Linked DNA regions of Mus musculus: regions 1 and 3 are each linked to region 2. The links are chromatin loops, found by intact Hi-C in ENCODE. Cell type or tissue: heart. All regions are shown on one strand. Each heading gives the region's core, and the rest is flanking DNA. Links, peaks and the distances in the headings are about the cores only.

What was found. A loop is a pair of places that touch in the nucleus more often than their neighbours do. Peaks named below come from ENCODE experiments on the same cell type or tissue, not always from the same donor. Only the 100,000 strongest peaks of a DNase experiment are listed, where the experiment ranks them.
Region 1: a loop joins it to region 2, with 2.6 times the contacts of the local background. A loop is called at or near these places in 5 of 42 quality-filtered maps.
Region 3: a loop joins it to region 2, with 3 times the contacts of the local background. A loop is called at or near these places in 12 of 42 quality-filtered maps.

The regions. Positions count from the first base shown.
Region 1 is chr11:12,457,443-12,467,624 of GRCm38, reverse strand. Cobl (cordon-bleu WH2 repeat) reads left to right here and starts at 2,665. Exons shown (of 15, transcript NM_172496.3): 1 at 2,665-2,943. The coding sequence starts at 2,903. In heart, for the core only: no CTCF peak of the experiment used is centred there; no DNase peak of the experiment used is centred there; H3K4me3 peaks cover 1,804 bases; H3K27ac peaks cover 1,125 bases; H3K27me3 peaks cover 2,925 bases.
Region 2 is chr11:12,528,390-12,538,571 of GRCm38, reverse strand. No RefSeq gene overlaps it. Among named protein-coding and RNA genes, the nearest start is that of Cobl, 69 kb to the right of the region's middle. In heart, for the core only: a CTCF peak has its summit at 5,968 (motif pointing right); no DNase peak of the experiment used is centred there.
Region 3 is chr11:12,308,672-12,318,853 of GRCm38, reverse strand. It overlaps Cobl (cordon-bleu WH2 repeat), which reads left to right. Exons shown (of 15, transcript NM_172496.3): 8 at 9,102-9,240. It overlaps Gm12002 (a long non-coding RNA gene), which reads right to left and starts at 4,367. Exons shown (of 6, transcript XR_872246.3): 1 at 4,187-4,367. In heart, for the core only: a CTCF peak has its summit at 3,975 (motif pointing left); DNase peaks (open chromatin) are centred at 2,973, 4,403 and 7,253; H3K27ac peaks cover 735 bases.

The DNA of each region.
Region 1 (10,182 bases), core at 970-8,969, 71 kb after region 2:
TGTGAGGTTAAGACCCCACAAAACCTGAATTTGTTCAGACGGATCTCACATTTCACAGAAGGAAATGAATGTTTAAAGGAAAGGAATTTGCTGCGGCCAACATTACCAGTCAGTACAAGATCAATCCAGAAGCTACTGTGTGTGACCTTCAGTCCTTGGGCCAACAAATTTTGCATCCCTGAGAGCCCATTAGGAACAAAAGCTCTCTGGTGCACCACTGACTGGATCAGAATATGCATCCTTTGAACATTCAAATTCAGGAAGCACTGACTTAGACAGACCACCTCTTCCCCTCACTATGTGCCCTTCATATGACCTTGGGCCTTCCTGGGCACCCTGTATCTGGTCTAGGTTTATTCTAGTAGATATAGGATGTCCAGGAAGGTCCAGGGTCATATCAAGGGCACATAGTGATGGGGAGAGTTAGCCTGATGAACCTAACATCGTCAGTCCAAGAGGACTAATCAAATAACGCAAACTGATAAATACATCCCCAACCCCTCAGCACTTAAAATATTTTAATATTTAATAATGGGTCTAGTTCTACCCGTTACCGGCCTTCATGTATATCTGTGGAATACATGCTTTTGGAAACAACAGTGCTTAGATGGATCTGTTGGCACACTTTACACTAGGATGGCTGGCTTGGGAATGCCAGGGCTGACCTATTTACACAGCAAGCAGAGGTCTTGGGTGCTTAGACCCTCCTGCTGGTATGAAGCCTAATCTTGCCTTTTGCTTCACTGTGATAACTCTTCTCAGTTTGTGCCACCCACTCCATTTCCCTTTTGGGTTTCTCAGACTGTGGTGTTTAGTGGCTTCTGTAGACTTGGAGGTTGTCCAGGCCCAGCACTGCCAGGGCCTTTTTCCTAGGACAGAAATCAGAAGCTCAGCCTGGAGGTGGGCAGTGCCATCCTCTCGTGATTTTTCTGTGGTATTCTGTCTCTGACAACCAACTATCTGCCATGCTCATGATTTCTGGCTTCTCTGTACCCACTGTTACTTCTCACTGGGGTCCAGGCCCCTAGTTCCTGGCCTACCGGCCCCTCCCAGGTTACCCTTTCCCAAAGTAGTGTCCAGAGCATAGAGAGATCTTACAGATTCCAGGAAAGACCTTCCGATAGCCAGACCCAGAGCTTGGGAGAGGCCTAGAAACTCAATTCATTCAATGTTCCCTTTATGTAGTGAGCCCTGATTCACCCTCATTCACTGTCTTAAAGGCTAAGAGTAATGAAAAACACCAGACAAGGCTCACTCTACACTGAGTCACATTTTCGGGGAAGAGACCCATTCCAAACACATAAAGGTAAACATATTCAATATGACATGTATATCTACATGTATTTATACCTCTTGCATGCGTAATTAATACACTCAGTTTATATAAATATAAAAGCATGTAAGCATTTTGATTATAAACAGACATATAAAGCGCGCACACACACACACACACACACACACACACAGAAGATAAAGTGATATGCTTCCATGAGGAATATCAAGACAATCGGCAAGAGTATCAAACAAAACTCAAGACAGTGGACAAGAAGCAGATGGGAGTTGAGAGTGGGGATGTCCTTTGCGACAAAGAGGTCAGAAAAGAGCTCCCTGAGGAGCAGGTATCTGAGCAGAGCCTGCAGGATACACATTGCAGATCCCAGAAGCCCTCGGGTGGGGAAATGCTCTGAGTATTGTGTTCAAAAGGAAGCCAGGCTCTGCTGTAGGTATGAAGTGGTTCACCTGCTTTGAGTGGGCACTGTGGCTGGAGCAAAGAAGGCTACTGCAGGACTTGTATTTTGTACACTGGTCTCCCCTCTTTCCTTAAACAGAAAGTTGGGGTTCAGAGGAAGAAAAGCTTAGGCAAGCTTCTGGATACAGAGTTCAGTCACAGAATTTTGCCTCTTACTGGCATTTTATTCCAATCCTGAGAACCTAGTACAACTGCTGTATTTGAAGGGCGGAACTTCATAGCAATCAGGTTCTTTTCCTGTTCCCCTAAGGTCAATTAGCAGGCTGGAGAAGGGAAGCTTAGTGGTGCTGGGTCCTCAGGTTGACTTGCAGTGAGGCCTCAGCACCTGCTGCCTCTGCTGGTATTTTTGCTCACCACTCAACATGGGAATCACAGGGCTGGGGCCACAGTAGCATTCATTACTATCCAGGCAATTAGGCTGGCAAGCAGAAGCATGCATCCAAACAGGTGCAGTTCTTGTTGGCACTGGATGTCCACACTCCAGCCTCACTGCTTTCTGATTTCTCAGAAAAAGGTGTGCCCCTTTACCCCAAGCTGCGTCCCTCTCCAGTTTCCTATGCTGCACACCAAGGACCTCATTTTGGACCACTCTCCCCTCCCCTTACAGTAGATCTCTAGTTCTAACAAAGGTTCTTTTAGGTTCTGGGGCAGAAACTGAGGCGCTAGACCGTCTATTTTTCTCTCTTCCTTCAAGTCGGTTCTCGCAGCCTAGTCGGCCCGCCTCGCCCCGCGCAGCCACAGGTGGCCAGGTATTTGCCCGCTTAGTTCCTCCAGCCGGCTGGGCAGGTGACTCGGTGCCCACCGCGGGGCGCGCGCCCCGCCCAGGTGTGCTCCGGCGGGCAGCGGGGGCGCGCGGAGAGGCGGGCGCTGGGGAGCGGCGCGCGGGCACGGGGCGGCGCCGCGGTGGGCGCGGCTGAGCCAGTTTGGCGGGGGGCGGCGCACCTTGCTCCCGCGCCCGGGGTAGCCGCGTCCGTCTCTCTCCGCACGCCCCCGCCCGCCCGGACGCCCCAGGTCGCTTCCGTCCTCTCGGCACGGCCGCTGTCCTCGCTAGCCCCGCGTGGGAGGACGATGGGTCAGCGCGGAAAAAGTGAATGAGGACGGCGGCGCCGCAGCCAGCGCCCCAGTCGGCCGGCAGAGCAACCCGCCGGCTCCATGGACGCGCCGCGTGCACTGGCGGCCAAGCCCCCCACAGGGTAAGCGGGCCCACGAGGGCGGGCGTGGCTCTTCCCGAGGTGTTGAGGACTTGGGGCGCCTGGGTCGTTGCTCCGGTAACCGTGGCAGGCCTTGCTCGGGAACACTTTCTGCGAGAGGTGCTGCTGTGAAAGCCCTTGTGTATGTTTGTGTATGTGTGTGTTGGGGGGTGGGTGGGTGGAGGGAGTGCTGTCCCTCCGTGCAGAACCCCAGCTCTGAGCTGCCTTCAGCCCCTTGCAATAGTGGCAATTACGGGCGGAGGGGGACAAGGAAAATCCAGGCCTGAAACTCCAGCTGAGTCTGTCTGGTCCCATACACAGGTTCCTCCAGCCACTCCTCGCAGGCCCTGTGGCCCGCTGCTCCCTACCTCAATGACAAGGGGGTACTTGGTCTGTTGGGACCCATGTAGCCAGGAGATCTGGGGAGGTGTGTGGGGAAGGGACTTCATGAACACTCTTCTGCCCAAGCCTTTGTGCTGGGATCTCCCTTGTGTCTGAAGAGGTGAGGACCTTCTTCATCGGACCTGTAAAGCAGAGCTGTCAATCCTGTCTTCAGGATCCTCTAGTGCCTCAACCCTTTTAGTTTCTTTTTGCTGTCTCCACACCTTGCGGACAGAGATTCCCTGTCACACTGAGGATTTTACTTGCCCAAGAGAAACTTGCCTAACACAGGTCAAATAGACTTGCCCTTTAACCCCAACTCCCCGAATCGTGCCCCTCCGTGCCCATCTCTGCCAGGACAGTTGACAACCCTTGCAGACTTGGTAGATTTCAGAGAGCGCCGTGGGGCTGGCTTTTGACCTCTTCTTTCTGGAGCAAATGTGTTATGAGTGTTGCGAATGGAATGAGTTGGGGTGGGTCCGCACCTGCTCCCGAAATGGCCCACTTTCCACTTGAGCAGCTGGATTTTCTAAGGCGGCACTGGGGACAACAAATCTCTTTTCTTTAGCAGTTATGTCCCACTGACTCACCCGATCCCTTGCCCACTGACTTTGTTGCCCAAGTGTTTATAAAAGCCGTCTAAACCAGTTCTTTATTCTTAAAATCTCCCCTGGAGGCTTCCAAAAAAGTAAGATACATTTCTAACTCATAATCTTGAAGCTACGGAATTTTTTTTTTAAGACTTTTCTTCGCTAAGGTGTGGTTGTGGTTATATAAATCCTTTGAAGAAACAAATTCCCCTTAAAAAATAGATATGGGAATACTTTTTCATGGTAATGGAGAGCCCCTAAAATGACGTTGGGAGATGTAAACAGAATTGCTTTTAAAATTGCGACTTTTCTACATTGTTACATAACTCTATTTAAGGGGACTGAATTATTTCACCACTTTTTAAAAAAATAAATAAATATAAAGGGAATATTTAGGGTGCCTGCAAAGATCCATAGAGTGCAGAAACTGATGAAGGTGTCTGGTAATAGTGAAACCACCCTATGTCCTCCAGCCAGCCTGCTCCCTAGGCAGCCAAGAGGCCAACCCAGGTTTGTCTTCCTCACTGGGTGTCACAAGGGAAAACCAAGGTGCTATGCTATGGGTGAGAGAGTAAAGCTTTACAAGGCTTGATGCCTCTGAACCTTCAGCATGTTATATGATTGTTTCCACCTCTTTGTCCAAGAAATGTAGATCTATTTTTGTAACTTGTTATTGTTGTTTCTCATTTGTTATACCTTGAATAAAGAAACACCCCCAAATATAAATATGCTTATATATTTTTAACAAAGATTACAAGTTTAGTATGACGTATTTTGAGTTAGAATGCAAAGAAAGAAATGCAAGCATATTTTATATTAAGGTGTATTGATTGCCTATCATAAAGAATTGTGACATTTGGGGCTTCAGAATGTTATCGAAAGCAATTAGAATTTGTTGGCTTGTATCTGAAATTACTGTTTTCTTTATCTCTTGAGACTAGGCAGTGTTTGCAATGTGCTTGAGGGATGTTTGTTTTTTATCTGATACCACAGAGGTTACTTATAAAGTTACTTTGTATAAACTCTCTTTTTCCCCAAGTGACAGCCACAACTGATGGGATAAATTTGTTGTTATTGAGAACACCTCAGTCATCCTCGAGCATTGTAGACTGGTTGCAATGGACAAGAGAAAGATTAGTGAAGGGAAAGACAGATGGGCTGGTGAATATAAATTCATCTCCTTAGAGTGTTATCTTTGTTAAGAACACAAATGCAAATTTTTCCTTGGACTGAAATCATATCTGTCTTCCATAAAAGCAGCAACTGTGACAGTCATCTTCCTGGGAAGGAGATTGTATGAAGATTTAATGTGTTGCTTAGGGAATTTTAGAGCTCATTGTTAAAGTGTGTGTGGTGTGTGTGTGTGTGTGTGTGTGTGTGTGTGTGTGTGTGTTTGAATGTGACTGCACACATTTTGTGATGCCTTAGTGGAAATTAGAGGGAAGCCTGGGGGTCAATTCTCTCCTCTCACAGGGACTGACCTCAGGTTGGCTGGCTGGCTAGTGTAGGAAGTGATTTTACCTGTTGACTAGTCTCACCTGTCACTAGTCAGTTTCACCTAGTCAGAAGTGATAGCTAGTGAAATATTTTAGAACACAGTATCAAGACAGAGGGCCTATTTCTGTTGGCGTCCAGTATGAGCAGCCATACACTCCTGTTTGTACTAAACCATAAGTGTTTTCATATTAAAGAAATAGTGGCTACATATTACATTTGCTTTTGGCTAAAGTATTTAAGAGTCTCTAGATCCATCCTTAATAATGCGAAAATAAGGATTATCTGTCATAAAACTTCTATACTAAATTTGAGCTGCCTTTTTAAAGATGTCACTTCTGAGCTGTTCTTTATTCTGTCAACTCACTTAAGTAATGCTAAGCCTCTGGGTGTGGGCAATACACCTAGGGATTTTACTTTTTGTAGCTATAATCTTTATCCATGAGGAATTAGACATTTACAGTGTCAAATAGTCAGATAATTTCTATCATCTCATATCAATCATATATCATGTCATATGTCATATCATGTCATATCATGTCATATCATGTCATATCATGTCATATCATATCATATCATATCATATCATATCATATCATATCATATGGTCCTGATGGACCTGAAGGGCCACGGAAATTGCTTCAAAGGTATCTGTAAACAGTTGAGTCATTCCTGCCTTATGGGATTCTAGAATTCAGGCCACCCTTTGATTTTTCTCTCTCATGATCTCCCATGCAAGGCATATTTGATTATTATTGGGTGTCAGGACTGTACCCTGGAAAGGTAATAATCCCCACATTTATGCAGGCTTGAATTCTATGGCCTCTTTAATTTGGGACTTGCAAATGAGGTCCTAACGTGCGTGCACTAAACTTTATGTCTATAATTATTAAGAAAACTGTGATTATAGGATGTATCTGTATCCCATAATAATTGGCTTAAGATACTAGGCCTTTTGCACTTTGTAATTAAATTCACAATTATATTTGCTTTTACAACTGATGGAAGGTTTTAAAAACTGATCAGAAATATTTGATATTAAATCAGTTTTAAAATGCCCAAACAGGATTTTATTTAGACGTGAACAAAGTAAGGCCATTCAACAGACAGTGTATTTATTATATGGCCTTTTGGCCCTGTACACATTTAATAATGGGGCCTGTGGATTTTACATATCATCTAAGTTTAGTAATGGGTTTCATTCAATCTGTGCTGAAACACAGCACAGCTCTCATATTGCACGGCCCACTGAATGCTTACAGATTTTCTCCTGTTCACATTTAACTTTACTTAAACCATTTTTAATAATGATTGATACTGCTGGTGTAGATAATGTGTCTTTGGAAATGGCTTTCAGTCATATAAATGACTTGTAAACTGTAGCTTTCCCCTCCTGTGATCTGTGTCTCTGCTGTCTTCCTTCTGTCCCGCCACTGTTAGTTTCCTGTCTTGTGAAAGGGCCTCATACAGATCTCCATTTCCCTTCCCTGCTCCTTCCATTCTATATTTTCAACTTTTCTCTTGCCAAGGGGATATTCTCTATACTTGTCAAGGGTTTTCGTTTTACAGTGCTAAGAATGGTGGTAGCTTTCAAGACATGCACTTATCAGCCTAGACCCATGGTGTCGTGTACTTTACAGTGACAAATGGCAGTTTTCCAACAGTATTTGTGTTTCTCATTGTCCACCCCAGGCCCTTCCCCGTGTTTCTGAGCCAGTCCCCCAGCCAGCAGCACCCTGTGGTAATTTAGGATTTAAAATCATCTATCTGGTTGCCCTCATCGGGAGGTAAACTGCTCCAGGCTGGGACCGTGTCTTCCACCGGCCAAGTCCAATTAAAATAAGTTCCCTAGCCAAAAGTGTTTCTATTTTAACAACAACAAAAAAGCTTTAAAATCAACTGTCAAAATATATTTTAATTAGGCTTATTTGATTAGACACATGCCCAGATTGCAGATGCTTTCACAGCAAGGCCATTGTAGATCCAATTCCCACCTACACCCAACCAAGCAATGCCTGTTAAAAAGACTCCAGCTGAAGCTGGGCGTGGTGGTGAAGGCCTGTAGTCTCAACTGCTTGGGAGACTGAGGTGGGAGGATGACAAGTTCAGGGCCAGTTTGAGCTAGAGAACAGGTTCAATGTCTTCTTAGGCTCCAGAGTGAGTTCCAGGGCAGCCCAGGGAACTTAGACTCATTGTCAAAGTGAAAACAAAAAGGGTGTGTGTGTGGAAATGTGGCCTGCAGTGATCTCTTGGCACTCTTAGTGGTGTAGCTCCGTGCTTCTACCATCCAGAACCAAGCCAAACCAAAACACACTGCACAAAACAACACTGCCTGTAATTGATTTAGAGTCCATTACGCCCTTAGCCCTGAACATTTTCCAACTCCAACCCACATGAACTCAGGAGTCTCTCTCCTCCACCTCCCTTTCTGCTCACCTCAGCTCTGTCCAGCTTTTCCTTCCTTCCTTCCTCTTCACCATAGCTCTGTCCAGTCTTTGCTGCTCTAAAACCCAGTTGGAGAGCCCTTGTTCTAGGGGAAGCCCCACAGTGTTCCAGACAAGGCAGCCAGGGTACCCATTCTTTTTTACTGCAGCACCAGAAGGTGGTCTTAGTGGGCACTTGAAGTGACCTGGACTCCCATTCTCCCGTGGAAGAGAAAACACTGGGATGAGATTTGGGTGCTGGTGGTAATGAGCAGCTTCGGTAGTGGTGGCCTGCAGCCTGGATGCCGGTCAACTGAGCTGTCTGGCCTCACATTTTGTGAGGGTGAAGCAGTGCTTCCCTGTGTGAGTGGCCAGTGCACCTGAAGAACAGAGCTCTTCACCTGCCTTATGTTCAGTTAATTTTAAATGGAAGTACTCTGTGTGGGTTGTAGGTCTGAGTTGACTGTCAGGATCTGCCCATGGTTTCTCAGTCTCTGGTGCCAGTATAGCATTGTTTCTATAATCCTGCCACTGTTTCACACTTTCTGCCCTCAGCTTGCCCTGGGAGCCTTTTCTTCTATCACAGGATGGTTCCTGGCAGCCTTCAGGCCATGTGAGCTTTCCATCCAAGGGCTCCAGGAATTTGGTTAGTTTACTGGCATTTTCTCTGACATCTCCAACCTCTCCCCTGTCAGAAACTGTGAGTTTCGTTTGCTGGTCTCATTCTGCCTGAATTCAGAGCTCCTTGGAGGCAGGCGTCCTGCTTTGTGTAGTATCATCTGCCTGTGGCACAGGAGACAGCTGTCATCCAGTACACCAACCCCACATCCCAATTGTGGTTTGATAAGATAGTCTTAGAACTCACAGGGACTTCAGTGTCATATGATTCAGTGTGTTCCCAGAATGTGCTAGATACCTCTTTTGAAAAAAAAAAAATCCTGACATTTACCTCCGCTTTCACATACCTTTGTTTCTGCCAGACACTGTGTGAACAGACGGACCAACTAGTGCTGAAGGTTCTCTGCTCTGTTGAAGCTTGCCAACATGAGGCCTTACCATGCAGTAGCCCCACAGAGGAGCAGGACACAGGACAGGCACCTGCCCTTTGTGACTCAAGTTGTGCATATCTCTGTTCATGTGGCCTTGGCACAACTCCCATCCTACGACCATGTAGGGGAGGCTTGGCACAGTGGGACACAGTTCCTGACATGATGGTCTAGTGAGGACTAGGAGGACTTGCCACAGTGGACTGACAGGGGGCAGGTGGTCTCAGTGAGTATGTGACTCTTCTCCCTCCTCCCAGGGTCCTCAGAACTCAGCTGTCAGGAGGCATGTCCAGACAGTTTCTGACCTGTGGCGAGAAAGGAATCCTTAGTTTGCTTAGGTTATAACTGCAGGAAGTGGTCCTGAGCTGCACAGAATGGTTATGTACTAGCCCAGTTCAGGCCTCTTGCAGCAGGTGTTTCTGATTTTAGTCTCCAGATCAGTCCCTAGTGTGCAGACCCTTACAACCCCTTCTTTCTAGGACCTTGCAGACCCAGCGCTTAGGAGTTCCCTGTCCATCCCCAGGAGGAAGTGTCATTAGACAGTCACCCCAAAGTGTGGAAGTAGCCACACCTTTCTATCCATCAGATGTCAGGGGCTGGCATACATTGACTTCCATGAGTCTCACCTTTTTCATCTCACATCACCTTCTTTTTGTTCACGGTATGCAGCAGTGTAATATTGGACAGCTTGGGAAGAGAATCCCCAAGCCATAGCCATAGGCTAGCCGTGTCTGGGAAAATCACAGAGCCTCTTGCGTTTCTCCTGCCTTAATGGGATGAGCAAAGAATATGTGTTCTCACATGATGAGGGCTGTCTACAAAGTTCATTATCTTAAATACTGGGTGTGGCTGGACGAGTCAGAGAACTGAAACAGAGCCCTACCCAGCACACTGATTCTGCAGCTCTAAGTACATAATCTGAGCAATTAAATACTTAAAGAACTTCCCCAATCAACCCTGGCAGTGTTTTCCCAAACTTAACGGTTTGGGAGTTGTTTAAAAATAGGCTTGGGTGGGAGTGTTAATTCAGAGAAGTGAACACTTCTGTTCAGGTGGCTAGAGCCTTGATAATTAACACTCATTCATGTTCATTAAACAAACGATTAGCTTGAAAGAGGCTGCTAGATCATAGGTAGAATTTAGACATTTGCCACTTATTGATGTCCCCAACTGTCTGATCCCCTCTCTTGCTTCCTAAAATTTTATGTTGACTCAGTATTAAGTAGAAGTAAAACTGTATCCATCCTACCCGGGGATGGGGGGTGGGGGCTAAGCCACTTGTAACAGTCCAGTGATGCTCTAACAGCA
Region 2 (10,182 bases), core at 999-8,998:
AGGATTATTTGGCTTCAGGTCAGGTTAATATCCATAAGTAAACATTGAGGCAGGAAATTGAACTAGCTAGTTATATCACATGCACAGTAAAGAACAGAGAGACAATATGTATGTATGTATGTATGTATGTATGTATGTATGTATGTATGTATATGTGTGTATGCTTGTTTACTTGTGCTCATCTTGATTTCTCCACCTGCTGCCTAAGGTTGGGTCTTCTCAAATCAATTAACAGTAACAACAATGAAAACTCTCCACAGACATTCCCATAGGCCAATCTAATGTAGACTGCCCTTCAGTAAGACTTCCCCAGAGCTTGTGTCTCTAGCTGCATATGTAGCAGAAGATGGCCTAGATGGCCATCATTGGGAAGAGAGGCCCCTTGGTCTACCAAACTTTATATGCCCCAGTACAGGGGAACACCAGGGCCAAGAAGTGGGAGTAGGTGGGTAGGGGAGCAGGACATGGGGAGGGTATAGGGGACTTTTGGGATAGCATTTGAAACGTAAATGAAAAAAAAAATCTACTTGGAAAAAAAAAGACTTCCCTTTAAGTGATTCTAAGTTGTGTCCAGTTAATAAGTAAAGGTAACCATTAAAACATATTCATGTTTTGGTTGTTTGGTGTATTTGAACAAGCAATAAAAGCCAGGTTTTAAAATTACAGGCAAGCTAAGAGCTAAGAATCTTCTCTCCAGATTGGCTTGTTTGAGAGTGAATCTCAGAAGTCTTTATTGTTTGTTTGTTCTTGGGGATGGTGAATTTGGTCTGTTTCAGAAACTTCTGAAGCTATTTTGAGCTGTTTATTGTCTTAATAAGCTTCCCTGCAGAATGAAGTGTTTTAATTTGAAGGAAACTGCTAGACTACAGTGATCCATGGGCAGTTTAGCTCTAGGGATGCTCTCTCTCAGATGCAACAACAAGTATGATTCTTCCTTATTCCCCCCCCCCCACCCCCCCACGAACAGCTTGTCTTTAAGTAGTCTTATCTCTCAGGTGCTAAGCTCTTCTTATACTTGTCTTCTGCCAACCATGGCTACTCACTCGCACAGTCACATGGTATTCTGTGCTATTGTTAATGACAACCCCTCCCATAATTTCTGTCATTAACCCGTGATGTCTGACCTCTCCCACTCATCCTCTCCAGCACACTTTCCTGCCTGCCTTCAAGGCCAGCAAACTGTCACAAGTGCAAGTGAGTGTGTATTCAGAATCAGACACCAGATGGGAAGCAAGGACAAGTGATCTGGGAGCTTTTCACTCTACTGAGGTTGAGAACATGCACCCAAGACCAGAAATGGATCTTAATAGGAGGTGTGCAACACATTTCCAGGTTTACTGCAGTACCCAAGGCTCACAGCATTGGCCAGTTTTGTCACTGCTCTTCCACCTGATACCTTTTTTTCAGAGTACAGAGCAGAATCTTCAGTAGCAAGACACACTTGTATGTTTTCCACCGATGTCTCTGATGTTAATCTACTTGATTCCAATATCTCCTCCTGTCCCAGAGAGTCCATTTCCTTGACTCTTAATCTAGAAAGTCACTTTGCTTACAAAAATGGTACAATGAATACTTTATGGGTAATTAAATAGGAAGGCTTTCAAAGAGATGGAGAATAATAAGAACTCAGTCTCACTCTCTTAACCCGATGAATGACATAAATCTTCAGAATTTCAGGAGACTTTCCTATCATCTTATCTTTCCATTTCAGAATCAAATACTCGAGGACATTTTAGCATAAATTATGTCGGCATGCCATCTGCTCTCTACCCACTCCCTGTTGCAACCTTCAGTCTCCAGGGACATAGTCACCTTTGCTGCAGTTACCTATGTTTTTTCTTTGTTGAATAAGCTGTTAAGAAATGAATTCAGCCAATAACCATGCAAGCATGGAAGAGAACACACTGCCTGAGAGGAGGTGCCGGCCTCAGCCAATAACTTAATTGTAGCCTTCTGATATCCTACGCTCAGGAAATAGCTAAGCCGGTCTCCCTTTTCTGACCCACAGACACTGTGTGATAACAAATGTATGTTGTTTAAGCTGCTAAATTATAGCAATTTGTCACACAGCAATAGACAACAAATACAAGCAGTGAGCAAGACTGTACCATTATGATGGGGACAGTTTTCCTTCCATAAAACTCATGTACAAAAGTGTATCTTTACTAACGTCATCTCTATTTCGGGTATGATTTTCCCTTGCTGACAAGGGAAGATGACAAATTGTTCAAATTAAATCTGAGTCACTTGAAATTTCCTGGTTTCCCCCCCTAAATATTCATGTAATTTTTAGGCATTTCAGTGTGATAGTTAACACTACCTTTAAAGTTTAAACTGACTATGCTTGAGAGACAAGAAGGCAAAAATGCCTCTAACATGTAAGACCCTACCTAGCTAGTACAAGCTCTACCCTAGCAACCCACTTCCTTTTATCACCCGATGTTGATTATTCTTTTTTTTAATTTTATTTTATTAGATATTTTCTTTATTTACATTTCAAATGCTATCCCAAAAGTTCCCTATACCCTCCCCTACCCACCCACTCCCACTTCTTGGCCCTGGCATTCCCCTGTACTGGGGCATATAAAGTTTGCAAGACCTAGGGGCCTCTCTTCCCAATGAAGGCCATCTTCTGCTACATATGTAGGTAGAGACATGAGCTCTGGGGATACTGGTTAGTTCATATTGTTGTTCCACCTATAGGGTTGCAGACCCCTTCAGCTCCTTGGGTACTTTCTTGAAGATTATTCTTAAACTGACTGATCTTGTAAAATTTGTTGCTCTTGCAAAATACTAGGTCATAAGGTTAACAACTACTTCTGCTTTTATAATCAATCTTGCTTAGTCTGCTCAAAAAGATAAGTAGAACAAATATAAGACATATTTTAAAAAAAATAATAAGCTCCTGCCTACATGTAGGCATAATCCGTGTAATCTTGGGGGTTTTGGGCTTTGTAAGTCCCACTGTGATGCTATGGGTAAATGTTGTATCTGGGGCACTGTCTCAGGTGTAGTCCAGGAGCCAGTCAGTCCAGTATCTAAATAAAAGTTACTTATTAAAATCTTATTCATTGTCAGATTAGTGAATCTCTGAACAATCCCAGACCAATAACATCAGTAGCATTGGCAATGGGGCTGTGCTCATGAGAAAAGATCCGTTCTTCTGTTGGACATCTGATTATGAATGTACTAGAGGTGCCTGACCCTCATAATTAAAGCCAGAGGGGGTGTACTGTCTCCATCAAACCCCCAGCCATACCTCATGCTGTCTACATTGTTCCCAGATCACTGCTCCAGGCTGACACATGTGAAAAATGTGATTCTCTCTGGAGTCTGAGGTCAAGCACATTCTTTCTGGCCTGTGCCTCCCAAGCATAACATCTGAGGGTTCATTCTCTGAAGGAACCAATGGTATGTGTATAGTCAGCAAAATCCTTTCTTTCTTCATCGAGTCTCCTGCCTCCTTCAGTCAGTCTAAAGAACAATTACAAGTATGGAGGGATGAGAGAAAGAACTCACCTAACATACTCTCTCTCTCTCTCTCTCTCTCTCTCTCTCTCTCTCTCTCTCTCTCTCTCTCCCTCTCCCTCTCTCTCTCTCCCTCTCCCCCTCTCTCCCTCCCTCCCCCCCTCTTTCTCCCTCCCTCCCCCTTCTCTCCCTCCCCCCTCTCTCTGTCGATGTCTGTCTGTCTGTCTGTCTTGTCTGTATCTGTGTCTGTGTCTCTCTGTATCTATGTCTGTCTGTTATTGTCGTTGTGTATTTATGTATGGTATGTGTCTGTGTGTGACTGTCTGTCTGGTGGTGGGGGAAGTGGTGCTGGTGGTGTGGTGCTGGTGATGATGGTGTGTGTGTGTGTGTGTGTGTGTGTGTGTGTGTGTGTGTGTGTGCATGTGTGGTATTTGTCTGTGTGTGACTGTCTGTATTTATGTCTATGTCTTTGTGTTCTGGGAATTTCACCTAAGATCATGTATATGGTAAGAATTGTGTTACCTGTGAGCTACATGTCTAGGCCATCACACTTTTTTTTTGTATTTGTTTTATACCAAAACAAAGAACTTCAAGAAGAAGGCATTAGCGATATGTTCTCTAGTCATTTAGAACACTGAAAATCTCAAATCTTGTAGCAAATATTGAGGTCATAGTCAATAAGCCCTGTTTGAGCTTCAGCAACAAACACAATCCCTGAGGTTTAGTACTTAACAATTTGCTTTCACATATGTAGGATCTGTTCTTAGCAAAAATGACTTTCATGGCTGCTCCATGCTGTAACTCTGCATGCAGGTAACTTTGATTTGATAGCTCTATCTCCAGTTTCAGTTCATGTTGGCTTGCGACAGCCAGGTATTATAATCCCCCCCATACACATAGAATAGAGGATGACACATACTAACGTAATATTGTGAGACACCATAGATTATGCAGACTCACATTTATCAGCACAACACTAATCACCAAGATTCCCAACACAAAGGAATACAGATGTTGAGAATACAGTGTTAGGTGTAGCACAACTTAATCAGCCCATTGGCCAGAACATGTCCACTACCTCTGACCAGAAAAGCTAAGAAATGTGGCATAGCACCTGAGTATTCTGTGGGAATTAAAGACCAGTGTGACACTGCACAGAAGAAATGGGTGTATGAGCAAGCCATTGGGTAAATGAATAGACTAAGACACTTGTGACTATCCAAAATAATGTTACAATAGTCAAAACTCATTAACCAGTTAGTGTATCTCTTGTCCAAAAGTCTCAAAGATGATTTGACCCATGCTACTGTCTCGCCAGCAAAACGCACGCAGGCCACTCGGATCCTTCTGCAGTACAGCTTTAATACATCTTGAGAGATAGATGATCAGCTTCAGGAGAGGAGACCCAGAGAGCAGAAAACACTTCCCTTATATAGGCTGCGAAGTACTGTTGGAAGTACGGTTGGAGATGTGCACCACCGGGATTGGCTGCCCACCTTCAGCCAGATGACGCCACGAGACAGGCAGGGCTCAGGTAATGGAAAGATTCCCTGACGCCTGCCCACCTTTTACTACGAGCAATGGATGTCAGCGCCATCTTGTAACGGCGACTGTGAGGGCGGCTCCTCACAATGATTGACTCGTTGTGTTGATATAAAGACTTAAATAGAGTCCTTTGGGTTCCAACATTCAGTGACTTCCAAATGGCTGTTGGGAGTTATGGAGAAGGATGGATAATTGTTGGTAGTTGGAAAAATAAATAATCTAAGAAACAGAAAAAAAAAAACGGGGAGCACAGAATGTGTCCCTTTGGAGAAAGGGGAAAGATGAAGGGCGGAGCAGAGCAACAGGCGCTCTCTGCAGAGAACCTGAAGAGTGTTTGCTGAACCTCTGCCTCTGTGTCCCAGTCTTGGTTGGATCCACTGTTTCTGGGCTTAGAATGAGAAGCGCAGAAGTTCCTGGCTGCCTTTAGAGAGACTTTCCCTTTAGGGAAATCAAAGTAACTTAACATAAAGCATTATTCCTATGTCCTTTTGCCAAACAAGCATGAAATACTGGTTTTCCCAAAGCAATGAAAAACTGAGAAATGAAAACAAATCGTTGTGTACTGAACAGATTTGACTATATTATTTAAGCCTCGCTTGCTGCTGAATCCCAAATAGTTGCTCGTCCGAGATCTATTTGATCATTTGTGTGTGTGTTTCTTCTCTACCTATTTAGATGCTCTTTGCACAGATTCAAGTTTTCAGAGACACATGAGACTAGACACTTTGCTTCTCTTTAGGTCTGTGAAGTGTCTATTTCGACCATCCAGTGAGCCCCAGAAGCTGTAGAGCCCTCAAGATTTTCGCACTTTATAGGCGAAGAAGGCACATGGCTCTCCTTGCAGGACCAGGCTTCTGATCTGGAAAGTGATTTGCCCTTGGGCTTGGAAGAGAGCAATAAGGCTTGCTTAGGCAATCATTTACCATCTGTCCGCTGTATGTTGTCTCAGTTACCACTAGATGGAAGCAGATTTGTTTCCAAAGGGTTCTGCAGCAAGCCTTCTTACTGGCTCAAGCTTGGGCAGTCTAGGGAGCTGCCTAGGAAACCCTGCTAGCTGCTCTCAGAGGATTGGCTAAAGCCTTCCAGAACAACCACTCCGTGGCTCACCTTCCTTCTCTACCCTGCCCTCACTGGAGCAAGCAGTCCTGGAAGCCAAGCTCAGACACAAGCAAACCATGCAGCTGACAAGCCACCCCCCACCTCCCACCTCCCACCTCCCACCCCTGCAGAGCCATGCTGTTTCCATGGTGCTGCTCACGCAGGATAGCTTGCTGCCTTTCAGAAACCCTCTGAACTTGGTGCAAATTCTGATGGCCTCAAGGCTTGGGCGTGGTTGTAGTTAACACTGCGATAAGGCCTACCCAAGCCAATGCAGACAAAATTTGTCCCCAAAGATGGCCTCCCACATAATCTCAGCAGTCTCTGCTCCAGCTTTAGGCTCTTTGTAAACTTTATAGCCCTTGTGTCCCTCCCTCTGGCTGCTAACTCCCAACATCCCTTTCCATTTTCTTCCCCTGTTCAGTGTCTCTCTGACTGTCCATCATTTTTGTTTCTCTGAACTTGGCTAGGGTTCACATATTTAATAAAGGGGATAGCTGAGATTTTAAAGCTAATTTCCCTCTCCCTCTCCCTCTCCCTCCCCCTCTCCCTCTGTTTGTGTGTGTGTGTGTGTGTGTGTGTGTGTGTGTGTGTGTGTGTGTATTACTAGGCATTGCACCAGGGCCTTGCACATACTAGACAAATTACATACACAGATATTCTTCAGTTTTGACACCGTCATAGACCAATGATGCCTCTCCTATTGAGATGCTGTTTTAGGCATCTGTAGACTTATTTGATGGGCAGATGAAAACAGGGGCTGTATGTTCTGTGTGCCCACAACAGACATGAGTAGTTGCTCTTCCCTCAGCCCAGGGGAGGCTTCACCCAGCCCAAGTGGCCTCATTAATACATCAGACAGGACTTGATACCACAGTGACTGGCTACTGCAACCTAAAAGCATGTCTCCATTTCTGTAATCTGAAAGTGTTTTAAGCACCTCTGCTTTTAGAAATGTGTTTCTGGTGATGGATTGCCTCATCATAAAACACAGGCAAGTATTTCTCTGCCAGCATAGATTAGGCACATTTTTCAGTGGGTTCCATTCAGACATCAGTCTATTTTAATTGGTCAGTTTAGTAGGCACACATACTAAGCTTAGAAACGGAGAGCAGTGAGTTGGAGAAATGAGGGTATGCAGTTCCAGGAAGTGACAGCTGTCAACGTAGGAAGTATATTAATAAGTAGCGAAGAAGTGAGCTTGTGCAGGAAACAACAGGAGAGCAGGAGAGCTTCAGTGTGTCCTTGGAGGAGATGGAGCAAGGCAAGCATTCTGTCTCACGGTACGCCTGGCACCCAAAGTCCAGCGATCAATGATTTTCAAATTTGTAAGTGCAAGGTCATGTAAATCCTCCTCTGAATATTAGTCATAAGTGTCCAGTCACTCATCATTGGATAGATTGCAGACATCCCACTTGTTACATTGGTTGTCGTCAATGTCAAACTACAGGCTCTGTTCTGTTAGGCTGTTGAGGTATCCCCAGACACCTTTGTTCTTTATAGCTTGTTATTTGACTGTTATTATTTTATTTTCTGTACAGATAATATCATCCATTATTATAAGTTGTGCAGTTGAATAACCCACATTTGAAGAAGCCACAGGGACAGGCACAACAAAACGGCAGTAGCATGGCCCTTAAAAACTAATGCCTTGACCATGGTATCTCTCTTATCAGGTAAACATTATTATTTTACATTGAATATGCACATTCTAGAACAGAGGAACTGAAAAAAAAGGAAAGTGGTTTCCATACAGCAGTCACCCATCTTAGCAGTCTCAAACTGTTCATCTGCCCTTAGATTCAGATTATAATAAGCAATTCCCTAGCACCAGGTTACTGATCTTAAAAACACTTTACCATACTCTTTTAAAGGACAAATATTACTTTTAAAAAGCATATAGTCATTCCAAAGTTATCAATTATCCCTAATACTATCCAACATCTAGAGGATGCTTGGTGTCTCTGAATGCCTTTACTTTTGTATTTATTCCTCAAGTAAGCCCCATGATAGAGCTAGCTGATAATGATTCCTAATGGTCTCTTTGAGTATGGAAGTCTTTATTTCTCTCTCTCTCCATCTCTCTTTCCCGTATCTTTCTCTAAATAGATATGTTGAAGGAAGAGTCATTTCCCCTAATTTCTGAGCCCCTACACATTGCTGAAGGCGTATGTCTGCAGTAGTATTGAATAATATCTGTCAACCTGACATTTTCTGGGATCCAGTCATTAAATCCAACTTTGTGTGATTCAGGATTTTTTGGACAGGAACTAGGGTCTATGTCAGCACGTGTTTAGCTTAGCTTAGCAAGTAAATAGCGTATCTGAAGCCCCACAGCCAATTTCTGCCATAGTTTTTATCAACTTGATACAAACTTTACAACTTGAGAGGAAAGAACTTCAGTGAAAGGGTGGTTTCCATCAGCCAGGCTTGTGAATACATCTGTAGGGCATTTTCTTAATTTCTTGTTGATGTAGAAGAGCCCATCCCAGTATGGGCAGGATCATCTATGGGCAGGTGGACCTGGGCTGTATAAGAAGGGTAGCTGAGCAAATCAGAGAAAGCAAAACAGTTCCTCTGTGATCTCCGCTTCAGTTCCTGCCTCAGCTTCCAGTTTTGAGCTCATACTCTGCCTTCCCTCAAGGAGTAACTCTAACTGGTAACCTGAAATAAAAACATTTTCAAGTTGGTTTAGGTTATGACATTTATCCCAGCAACAGAAAGCAAATTAGGATGATCTACAACAACAAAAGTAAACACATCCCAACAGACATGAATGGTACTAAAGACTTCTATTCTTACATAACTGATCATATCCTCTCACATAGGTGAGGATCAGAGATTGCCATTAGATGCAGTTAGAGGCAGAATGGTATTGCATATTTCTACTCTTACATGATTAATTGTATCCTGTGATGTCATTAGGAATCAAAGATTACTATTAGATGCAGAACAACTTTTCTTGTTGCATCAATATAAAAGATGAGGAAAATAATTATATTTCAGGTTTTTTTTTGCATAAGTATCTGAGTTCAAAAAGTATTTGAGGCCAATATGGCACTACATTACTCCTGAGAATTCCATGGGGTCTCTATTTCACTATTGTTAGCAGAAAGAAATGTCAATCCAGAATGTTCTGTTTGGGCCTTAATTGCTGTTGGTCTTTTACATTTCTTCTCAATTGACCTGTAACTCTAGGGTCTCCGGATCAGGCAACAGAGTGGAGGTAAACACAGCTGGGTGGTGGTAAACACAGCTGGGTACATCTGTGAAGAAGGGTCAAAGGGGAAGAAGCAGAATGAGGCAGAAAGAAACCTGGAAAGGGGACCAGGAGACGGAATTGGTGAGGACAAAAGCTGACTTAAGAAGGATCGAATTTTCACACTGGGTCAGTCTACTGAGATGAGCATCGAGAAGGGCAGAGTCCGTGGTGATGAATAAAAGCAATTCTTCTTGGAGGGCCTTAAACAGAGGTTCTGTGGTGGGTCTGCTGGGCTGCACTGTTGTTTGCACAGCTCCATCCCCCTGTTCCTCTCAGGACATACACAAGAGGCTCTGCTCCCTCAGTGGGAGTTCACAGAGGGGTGTGGGTTTCCTCTGTCTCTAGGTTTTTCATCCCAGCCTCTGCAGGTGCTGCTTTCCCAGGGACCACCCTGGAGCTTCAGAGAGGACCTCCTTGTTCCAGTCTCCAACCTCCAGCCCCACCAGCCACTGAGACCCAACTAGATTGCAAGGTCTCAGTAGGGTCAGGTAAGGTACAAGAAAGAAAAATACATGTTTATGCTTATAAAGGACACAGCTAGTAGTGGTAGTGATGTGGTGATGGTCAGTAGAGATAGTGGTGAAGCAGTAGTTGTGGTAACAGGAGAAATAGTTACAGGGATTATAGTAGTACACTCTCTACCTCAGACAGGTTAACATTATAAAGAAAAGAAATGTGTAGCTGATAGCTTTGAAGGATCAAGGGTATGAAATGAGTATACAGTTCCGATAAGAGCCTTCTTGAATGTGTCACATTGTGATGAGACAGTGCATATAAGGAAGAAATGCAAAACAAGAAACCAGAGAAAG
Region 3 (10,182 bases), core at 928-8,927, 220 kb after region 2:
TAAGACCATTGATACCTCCATTCCCCCTGCAATCTGCATGGCACCTTCCAGTGCTATGAAAGCACGTATATTTTGAGATCAGTTTGAGATTGATTTTTCACTTTCTTTAGCCACAGTGTGTGGTGTCTTCAGCAATAGAATGTGTGTGTGTGTGTGTGTGTGTGTGTGTGTGTGTGTGTGTGTGCATGCACCTTTATTGTCTTGGAGACCTCTGGGATCTCACTGACCAGTAACTCCTAGGTAGGTACTCCATGCCTTGCACTGATTTTTATTAACTAATCTAAATCCGTTGTGAGAGATATTATCCACCTGGGCAGGGTAATTCCATCTGTGCTCCCCACCCCTTTTCAGTTATATTTTGAAATCAGCTTACTAGTGATTTTACATAAAGCATTTTTTTTCCTGTATCTGTAATTTTGGTTAACCTACTATTTTCTCCTCTTCCCCAAACCCCATCCCTCCCCCTCCCTTCTTGATTATTTTATTCCCAGTTTTACACTTTGTTTTTGATCACATGAATTTCACTATCCTTCCAATTATCCATTTTCATTGGATTGTAAGGTTGTAGGCTTACAAGGCTTCCCTGGTGCTACCCTCCCCTGTCCCACTTCTATAGTCGCCCATCCATTTCTTCTTCAGCCTTCCAATCCCATTCTAACTACAATTCCCTATTCTCCTCCCCTTAACATATACATCTCCTCTGAAAAAGACACCCTTCTAGTTGTTTAGTGTCAAGATTTCTATTGTTTGGATAAAACCATGACCAAATGACACTTGGGAGGAAAGGGTCAGGAACTACAGGTTGAAAACTGCTGGTTTAAATATTTATTTATTTTTTAATAAATAACAATTGTGTGTCTTTATGGGTACAGTGTGATTCTTGAAACAATTTAGAAAAAGTTAAGCTAGGCATATCTTCTACCTCAGCCCTTTGGCTTTTTCTTTTTGTGGATGAAAAGTATTAATCATCTGTTCTCTTAAGTAATTTGAAATTCATACACATTACAGTGTTAGAAACCATGGTTACCATCAGGCAGCATGACAATTTGTTCTTTCAGTTTATCTAAAATATGGTATCTTTTGATTTAAGTGTCCTCTTTCTCTCTCCCATAGTATGTATAGTCTGTGTTCTTCCTCTGACAGGCACGTAGACTGCCTGTGTATTTTGGCTTTTGTGAGTAACACAAGAGAGCAAATATCCCTCCAGCTCACATGTGTCCATCCTCTGCATAGGTGCCCTGAGCGGGAAGGGCTGGATCATGTGTTCCTATTCGATGAGCCTTCATGCTCATTGTTTTCTTTATTTACATTTCAAATGTTGTCCCCTTTCCTAGTTTCGCCTCAGAAAATCCTGTATCCCCTCTCCCCCTCCCCCTGCTCCCTAACCCACCCACTCCTGCTTCCTAGCCCTGGCATTCCCCTTTATGGGGCATAGAGCCTTCATAGGACCAATTGCCTCTCCTCCCCTTGATGACCGACTAGGCCATTCTCTGCTACATATGCAGCTAAAACCATGAGTCTCACCATGTGCTTTCTTTGTTTGGAACTCTAGGGGTACTTGTTAGTTCATATTGTTGTTCCTCCTACGGGGCTGCAAACCCCTTCAGCTCCTTAGGTACTTTCTCTAGCTCCTTCATGGAGGACCCTGTGCTTTGTTCAATAGAAGGCTGTGCATGCTCATTCCTTCCAGTGATAACAATATTTCTCTTTTCCATATCCTTCCCAAGTTATTTTATCATCTTTCAAAATAATCATTATTGTAATCAGTATGGTGGTTTTAACTGTTATTTCCTTGATAATTTGATCATTTGACTTGTTGAGCCATTTTAATATTCTGTTGATATATAAAACAAGAACTGGTTTTGTTTGTTTAGGGTAGGGGTTTACACTGCTGAACACTCAGGTTACAGCTATGAGTCACTATGCCTGGTTTCTTTTGGCTCTGTGTTCAGACCCTTTGGCCATTGTTTAACTGAGATTAATGTGTAGTTGTTAGTGTTTCTTATATAGTTTATATTTTGTCCCTGTATTGGATTGAGTCTATAGTTTCAAGCATTTCTCCCAACTCATTCCTGCATTTCTGATCTCTTATTCTTCTCTCTCTCTTCCTCTCTCTCTCTCTCTCTCTCTCTCTCTCTCTCTCTCTCTCTCTCTCTCTCTCTCTCTCTCTCTCTCTCCCTGTGTGTGTGTTTTTCTGTCTTTCTCTGCTATACAAATGTCCTTTAGTTTGGTCTGCTCATATTTGTTTCCTCTTGTTTTTGTAACCTTAACCAAGGAGAGCAAAAATCAAAACATTGGCAATAAAATCTGAATAAGACTCAAGTAAACAAGAGTATATTCATGGTTTAGATATTAAAAGTATTAGTGTTATTTATGTGTATAACGCCCAGAGAACTCTGCAGATTCAATACAATCAAAACTTCAATGTTGTTTTTCACAGAGACAGAAGAAACAATCCACAAAGAACTACAAAAAGAGCCCTAGTAAACGAAACCCCATGGGGTTGGGGGAGAGAGAAATAAACAGTGGAAGACAGCACACTCCATGATTTCAAAGTACAGTGTAGTATGTTATAAAACTATTATAATCAAAGCAGCAACAGAGAGATAACATCAAAATAGACTAGTGAATGAGATGGGACAGAAAGGTCAGAGATACACTCACTGGTTTACAGTCACCTGACTTTCAGCAAAGGCACCAAGTGAGCCCAGTGAGGAAGAGTTTCTTCACTAAATTGCTCTCAAGAAACTGGACTTTCATGTGTGGTAGAATAACATTGGACCTTTATCTCAGCCCATGCACAAGCTTAGCTCAAGGTGGATTTAAAGACCTCGAAGTAATACCTGAAATTATGAAACTGTTTGAACAAACTATACAGAGAGCTCTGTGACCTTCGTCTGGGCAGTTATTGTTTTAGATCTCTATTTTTAGCAGATGGTTTTGTCAGTGGATTCTTGGCTGCCACTGTGTTTTTTCCGCACACCTTCCTACATAACCATCCACCACTTCTGCTCTACAAAGGGTCTTCTGGGAAGAAGCTCTCATCTCATGGTCTGCTCATGTGCAGCATTTAGCAGTCCCTTCTTGATACTCTGCACTGATTCTCTCTAGCTTTGTCTTTGGATGATTACCTTACAGGGTGTCTTTCATCTGCTTTACTTTGAGTTCATTTCTGTTGGAATCCTTTGATCTACCTGAAGTTTTACATAGTGAGATTTTGATTGTTATTTCTCCAGATAAGCCACTATCTACCCTTTCCCCCTCTTTTTTTTTCTGGGAGTTTTGTGATGCGTACATCACTCCCTGCCATGTCGTCTCATAGAGCACTCACCTTCCTTCTTTCTTAGAAAGTCCTCTGCCTCAATCATTTCTAGTAGCATACCTTTATGTTTGCAGAACCTTTGTTCTCTGTGATTAGATTTGCTGGGTAAACCCTTAAGGACTTCCCAGCTTTGCTGTGTTCTACAGACCCAGCATGTCCTCTCTTCTTTGGCTTTTGTCTTTGTGTTCATCTTAAAGTTGCTCACATAGTGTTCCTCATGTTGCTTACTCGTTCATCTGTCTGTCTGGCCTCTTATAAGTCATGAAACGCTACCAAGAAAATTGCTTTTAATATTTTCAGGCCACCACTCTCCATTTCTTTAGGATTATTTGTCTAGAGATTTAACTTGCTGCTTCTCTCACGACACAGTTTTCTGGACTTTTATTTGTTATTGTAAACTCTACATTTTAAAAAGAAAGCAAAGCAAAACAAAACAACCAGAACAGAACAACAAAACTCATGCATCCTCCCAGACCATAGAGTTTAGCATTTTATGGATGCAACAGGGTAGTAAGTCCATCTGCAGATCTTGGGAACAGCTCAAACTTTGCCTGTGTTTGTATCTTCTCTGGCCTCATGTGATTGTTCCCAGACAGATATTTATGATTTTCTTTTTTTCAAGTAGTATATAATTTTTTCCTCCCTCTGCTGTTGGTCTGTGGTACTGCAGGTCTCTGACATTACAACTGGTCTCCCTTGGTCTGGGTAACTCCCCAGGTATCAGAACTGTTCTACTCTGCACTACCAGTCAAATGTGACCAAAACCACTCAATCATGCAAGCCTATATAGAAATCTAAAGCATCCCATTCCCTTACCACTCTTGTAAACCCCCCCCCCCCAAATAATCTTGAGCTGGTACTTACTTCTGATTGTGCCGTGCCTTCCTTCGTGGCAATGCCAGGTCTCTGAGCTCTGGATCAACCAGCGTTTAAATTCTTCTTTCTTCAATTCCTGCCATCTGCCCACATCCAAAAGACATCAGCTCCCTAGGAGCTCTCCTGTCACTCTGGACCGATCCAGTTCCTGCCTAGGCAACCCTTCTTAAAATCTGGAAAGTGTCCTTATGATTCCTTCTCCTTCCTCCCAAGGGAGATCTGAGCTGTGCTGACTTTGGGGGAAGGGATGTGGTACTTAAAATGAATCGACTTGCTTACTCAGGTTCATGTGGCTGCTCTTGCTTGAGTGGTCTGGGTGCTGTGACTCCCTGGCTGATCACAACCATTCTCATTAAAGCTTTGTGAGCCACGGGTGGATGTTAAGTCACTGCTTCTGTGGAACAAGAACCAGGGCTTCCTATCCCTCCATCTTAATGTTGCAAATGATTTTTAAATTGGGATACATAAATTTGGACTCTGTTGTCTTCACTCTGAATTTTACATCTTTACTCAAGAAACTAAAATAAATGGACTTAATAAATTCTGAAGAGGAAAGGAAAAGATAAATGTTGGGGAGAGAAATTTGAGAGTCTTATAAGGAACAGTAGATTGTAATAATCAAGACAAACTTCAAATTCAACTAAAGGCCTTAGTTCTTGATGCCTCATTTGTCCAACTGAGTAACAGTAGCTTAAGAAAATGCTTAAAGTTTACATACAGGATAAGGGGATGGAGGGAGGGCGAAGAATGATTATGAACATAAAAGTAACAGCATGTGAGAGTATAGATGTAGTAAGTAGCTTATGATTGTATTATAATATATACATCAGCATGTGAGAGTATAGATGTAGTAAGTAGCTTATGATTGTATTATAATATATACATCAGCATGTGAGAGTATAGATGTAGTAAGTAGCTTATGATTGTATTATAATATATACATCAGCATGTGAGAGTATAGATGTAGTAAGTAGCTTATGATTGTATTATAATATATACATCAGCATGTGAGAGTATAGATGTAATAAGTAGCTTATGATTGTATTATAATATATACATCAGCATGTGAGAGTATAGATGTAGTAAGTAGCTTATGATGATTGTATTATAATATATACATCAGCATGTGAGAGTATAGATGTAGTAAGTAGCTTATGATTGTATTATAATATATACATATAGCAAACCATCACCTTCAGCTCCTCAAATATATGCAATACTTTCTTATCAACTATACTTTAGTAAACAGGAAACTATGGCTTATAAAGCAAATTAAAGTCTCTCCTTTTGAATCCCCATGTGACTGAATAATTTTTTAAAAATTATTTTTAAATAAATAATTTTAAATAATGATGGTTTTCAGGAGGTGCTATGATAAATGCCCGACAAAGTGGGGGCAAGTAAGTATTTACTCCTAGGGACATGACAGGCATCAGACAGACCCAGAACCCCACTAGGCTACTGCATCTGGGGCAGACTCCACTGCACCCCAGAGTACAGAGTAAGCTGATGACTGAAGGTTACATGCCTGAGCAGGAAAAGCATGTGACGCTTTTTCCCAAGCAGCTATGCTCCCAACTGCAACCAGGTGGCTTCAGACATCAGACATGGCTAAGTCAGCACCAAACAGATAGTGTGCTTCATATACTCCAAGAGGGGCTCAGAGCCTTTTCCTCCTGTTCCACTCTGCACCCTGAAGGGAAGTCAGCTGAGAACCCTTCTGTGTGGGAAGGGCAGACTTAGGAGAGAAATCTGCACAGGTGGATATGTGGAGCTCTTTCCTCTCAGCAGACCAGATTTCTGCCCGGATGTCCAGGGAATCTTATAATTGTGTGAATAGACACTCTGCTCCAAAACAATATAAGTGGTCATCCAAAAAGCACAGATACGTGTCCACACTTTGGTCTTCGTTCTTCTTGAGTTTCATGTGTTTTACAAATTGTATCTTATATCTTGGGTATTCTAAGTACCCCCCGGAGCTCGTGTCTCTAGCTGCATATATATCAGAAGATGGCCTAGCCGGCCATTAGTGGAAAGAGAGACCCATTGGTCTTGCAAACTTTATATGCCTAAGTACAGGGGAACTCCACGGCCAAGAAGTGGGAGGGGTGGGGAGGAGAGTTGGGGGGAGGGCATGGAGGGCTTTTGGGAATAGCATTGGAAATGTAAATGAAGAAAATACCTAATTAGAAAAAAGGGGAAAAAAACCAAAAAGCACAGATATTTTAAGACAGGTTAAAATCAGATTATCAGAGATAGGTTGGAGAGTAGAAGTAAAGGAAAAGAGACTTATAGGAAATGCAACACATAAAGTTAAAAATAATAAAAATAAAAATATTGTAATGGTATCAAAAGAAAATGAGAGAAATATACCCAATAAAGAAGACCATATTGCTGATTTCAAAATAAGTAGAAATCTTGGAAATTGAATATGCTGCAACATACTTTAACACTCAAGAAAACTGGGCAGTCAAATAATGGAAATTTCCAAGAAAGAGGCAGGAACATTAGAGGAAAAACGGATAATTGGTTCACGAACCTTTGCATTCGAATGATTTCCTCCATGTTCACAGAGGAAAAACAGAAAGAATAAAAGTAAGGCAAACCCAAAAGGTAGAACTAGAACATTCTGCAGGCTGCAGGAATATAAATGCCTCAGAAAAAGCATGCTCTGCCCCAGCATGGACTATCTGGTCACATGGAGAGGACACTACAGGTCAGCAGCAGGGAAGGAAAGCATGCTGAAGACTGCACCACAGTGGGGTTTGTATCCCATGGGCACAGTGACAGACTGGGAACAGGCAGGCCTGTATGGTTCCACTATTTTCTAATAGTTTACTTTTCCTCTGTACTCGTGTACAGTGTAATAGGATAAAGACATTTTAGGATCTGAACATTTTTAAGTTCAAAGTCTCAAAAATCACGTACAGCTTGTTCCATAAACAGGAAATCTACAGAGTAGGAAAAGTGAATTTCCTGGAAGTTCAGCTAGGAAGAGTGAGTTAAGTACTAAGTCAGTTCCCCAGGCAGGATGCAGGAGGATGCAGGAGGATGCAGTGACGCTTCCTCTTCAGGGCTGGGCACGGGGCAACACGTAAGGACTTCGTATGTTCTGTGTGAGAATGTTGAACCACAGTGGCTTTGAGGTAAAGAACCTGTTGATGAGAATGCACTCCTGAGGGGACTGATAGTGGATGATGATTGAAGTCTCAGATTGCAGCTTTGGAATCATAATGGAGAAGACAAATCAGCCCTTGTGTGTATAAGAACTAACTCCCTATCTTTTGGAGCAGCACGTCAGAACTCACAAATCAAGACAGTGTAGGAACTGTCCTCTGTGGTAAAACAGTGAATTCTAAAGGAAGGTGTTTTCTGTGGATGCTACTAAAGTGGAAGTGCTAACTAAGTGTCGTTGACAACTAAGCTTTGAAGGGTTATTTGAGTTTGTTTGGTTGTTTTCTTTTTTTTTTCCTTTTTTTTTTTTTTTTGTTTTTTTTTTGAGACAGGGTTTCCTCTGTGTAGCCCTGGCTGTCCTAGAACTCAGTTTGTAGATCAGACTGGCCTTGAACTCAGAAATCCTCCTGCCTCTGCCTCCTGAGTGCTGGGATTAAAGGCGTATGCCACCATGCCCAGCTTTGGCTGTTTTCTTATGCAAAGTATAACAAAGAACTTTGAGCACATAACAAGATTGTTGTGGTATATTACAGAGCCAGGAAATAAAAAGCATCACTTTTAAAAGAGAAAAAATTAAAATTAGAAAAAAAAGATATGCCTATAGTTAGTACTTGCTCTAAACAAAATGATTTTTTTCACCTTTTATTGGCATATACATTCACTGTTTCACCATAGAGGTTTGCATATTTTATAGTAAATATATATTACTGTTAATATTTATAAATGTTTTACAGATATACACACACGCACCCTTCTAGTTAAGAAAGGAGGATTATTGTAGCTTAGTGCTGTATCAATTCTATGTTCTAATATTCATGAAGCATGTTTAAATTACCAGAGAGCACCCACATCAGAGCTGTGGTACTAGTGGTTGATGCATAGGCTCCAGCCCTGGAAAGCTTTAGTAATGGTTAGGCAGGACCTTACTATGAGGAACTGAAGACAAGAAAGAGTGGAGTCATCCTCTGCTCTTATGCCCTTCCTTTTCAATGAATCTCAATCAAGTGACACGAACGAGTTGTAACTTTGACTGCTAGGAGGACAGGAAAATAATTGAGTCCTTCAGAAGCAAAGAGTTGTGATCAGTGAGTCACAGACTTTACTTTCACTGGGGATACCTGCCCACGCTGCTGGTAGTGTTAGAATTCCATTTTCATCCCATCCGAGGCACAGCTGGATATCTGTTCTAGAATGGGAGACTGATATCCCCATCTTGGTCTGAAGGCCCCATATAGAGATGCTTCACTGTGGGCCTAGATGCAGAGTAGGCATGGTGTGGCTTGTGCTGGGCCTGGTTGTTCTGGGATGTCTGCAGGAAGAGGAAGAGTGGGATCTAAGCTTCCATCTACAAGCACGTCTCCTATTTCAGGATGAATAAGTTAATTCTTTGTTCTTCAGTAAGGACAAACTACATTTTCTTATTCATATGCTTAGGAAAGTCTGCAAGTCTCCAAAAATGCCTAGAAAATAGGCACTTCTTGCACAAAATAGGGAACTAGGGAATTTGGAAGTAACCCTGCCACTTCAGGTCTACACCAAAGCATGAAAGACCACAGCTGCTTAAGAGAAGCATAATTGGACAAGCAGTGTGACAGCTCTCCTTTTATGGCCATGCCACCCAGAGCCTGCCTCTGAGGGGCATGCATTCCATGTGTGTTTTGCCTCTTACAGACCAACTAATCCTTTTACAGACCAGCTAATCCTTGCTGTCCTTTATTGTGCTTCCTAGGCCTCCCTCAGCTCACAGGCTGATCTCCAGAAGAAGAAGAGGCGGGCGCCAGCTCCTCCTCCACCACAGCAGCCACCACCAAGTCCTGTGGTCCCCAACCGCAAGGAAGATAAGGAAGAGAACAGGAAGAGCACAGTGGGTGAGTGAATGTGGCCTGCTCTGTGCATGTCTGGGATGCTTGCTTTAAGACACTCTTGTTAACCCTGGCAGTGGTGTCCTTGTTAACTACATTAACCAGAAAGCAAGTATGCTAAAGAATGTCTGGAAATGACTAGCTCTGAATTGCCTTAATATCTTATTTACACTGAGGAAGGCATAAAGGATGTGAAGATAGTGGAGAGGATGGAATGTGGTTAAAGAACGCAGAACCCGAGGAGACAGTGACAAGTGGGGCTCATGTGAGTGGCTGTGGCATGTGTTGCTGACTGGAGGATATGTGTAGAGGCTGTTTGAAAAGTCGTCTGTCATTCGAAAGACATCTTAGACCTCTCATGGTATATAGAATTTTTGCCTTCCTAACCTGAATGTCTGAAATCTGAAATTCTTCAGAATCTGAAACCATTTGAACACCAACATGATACCACAAACTTGTACCATGGAGCTTGGTTTTATGAACAAAATTATTTTAAAATTACATAAAATTACCGTCAGATTCTCTCTATATAAATTATAAATGAATTTTATATTTAGACTTGAGTTCCATCACCAAGATATCTCATCATGTATATGTAAATGTTCTATAATTAGAAAAATCTGAAATCCAAAACACCTCTGGTTCCGAGCATTTGGATGTTAGCCTATGGGTCCCCATTTATACACTGCTGATACAGCTAGCAAAGACCCAATGCTGAGAGTAAGAGAACTCAAAAGAACCAGTATAGAGTCTTTGACACCTCTAAGCAAGGAGTAACCTGTAAGATCATTATACCCCACCCTTGTGTGCTACAGATCATAGGAGACAACACTAAGGGCTGGACCTCCAAGATCCATGAGCCTCGGGAGGCTCATTTTTGTTTTAAAATCTTTTAGTATCCACTATTTCACTGTAGTAAGAATATAACCAGTTATTGCAGAGAAGGGA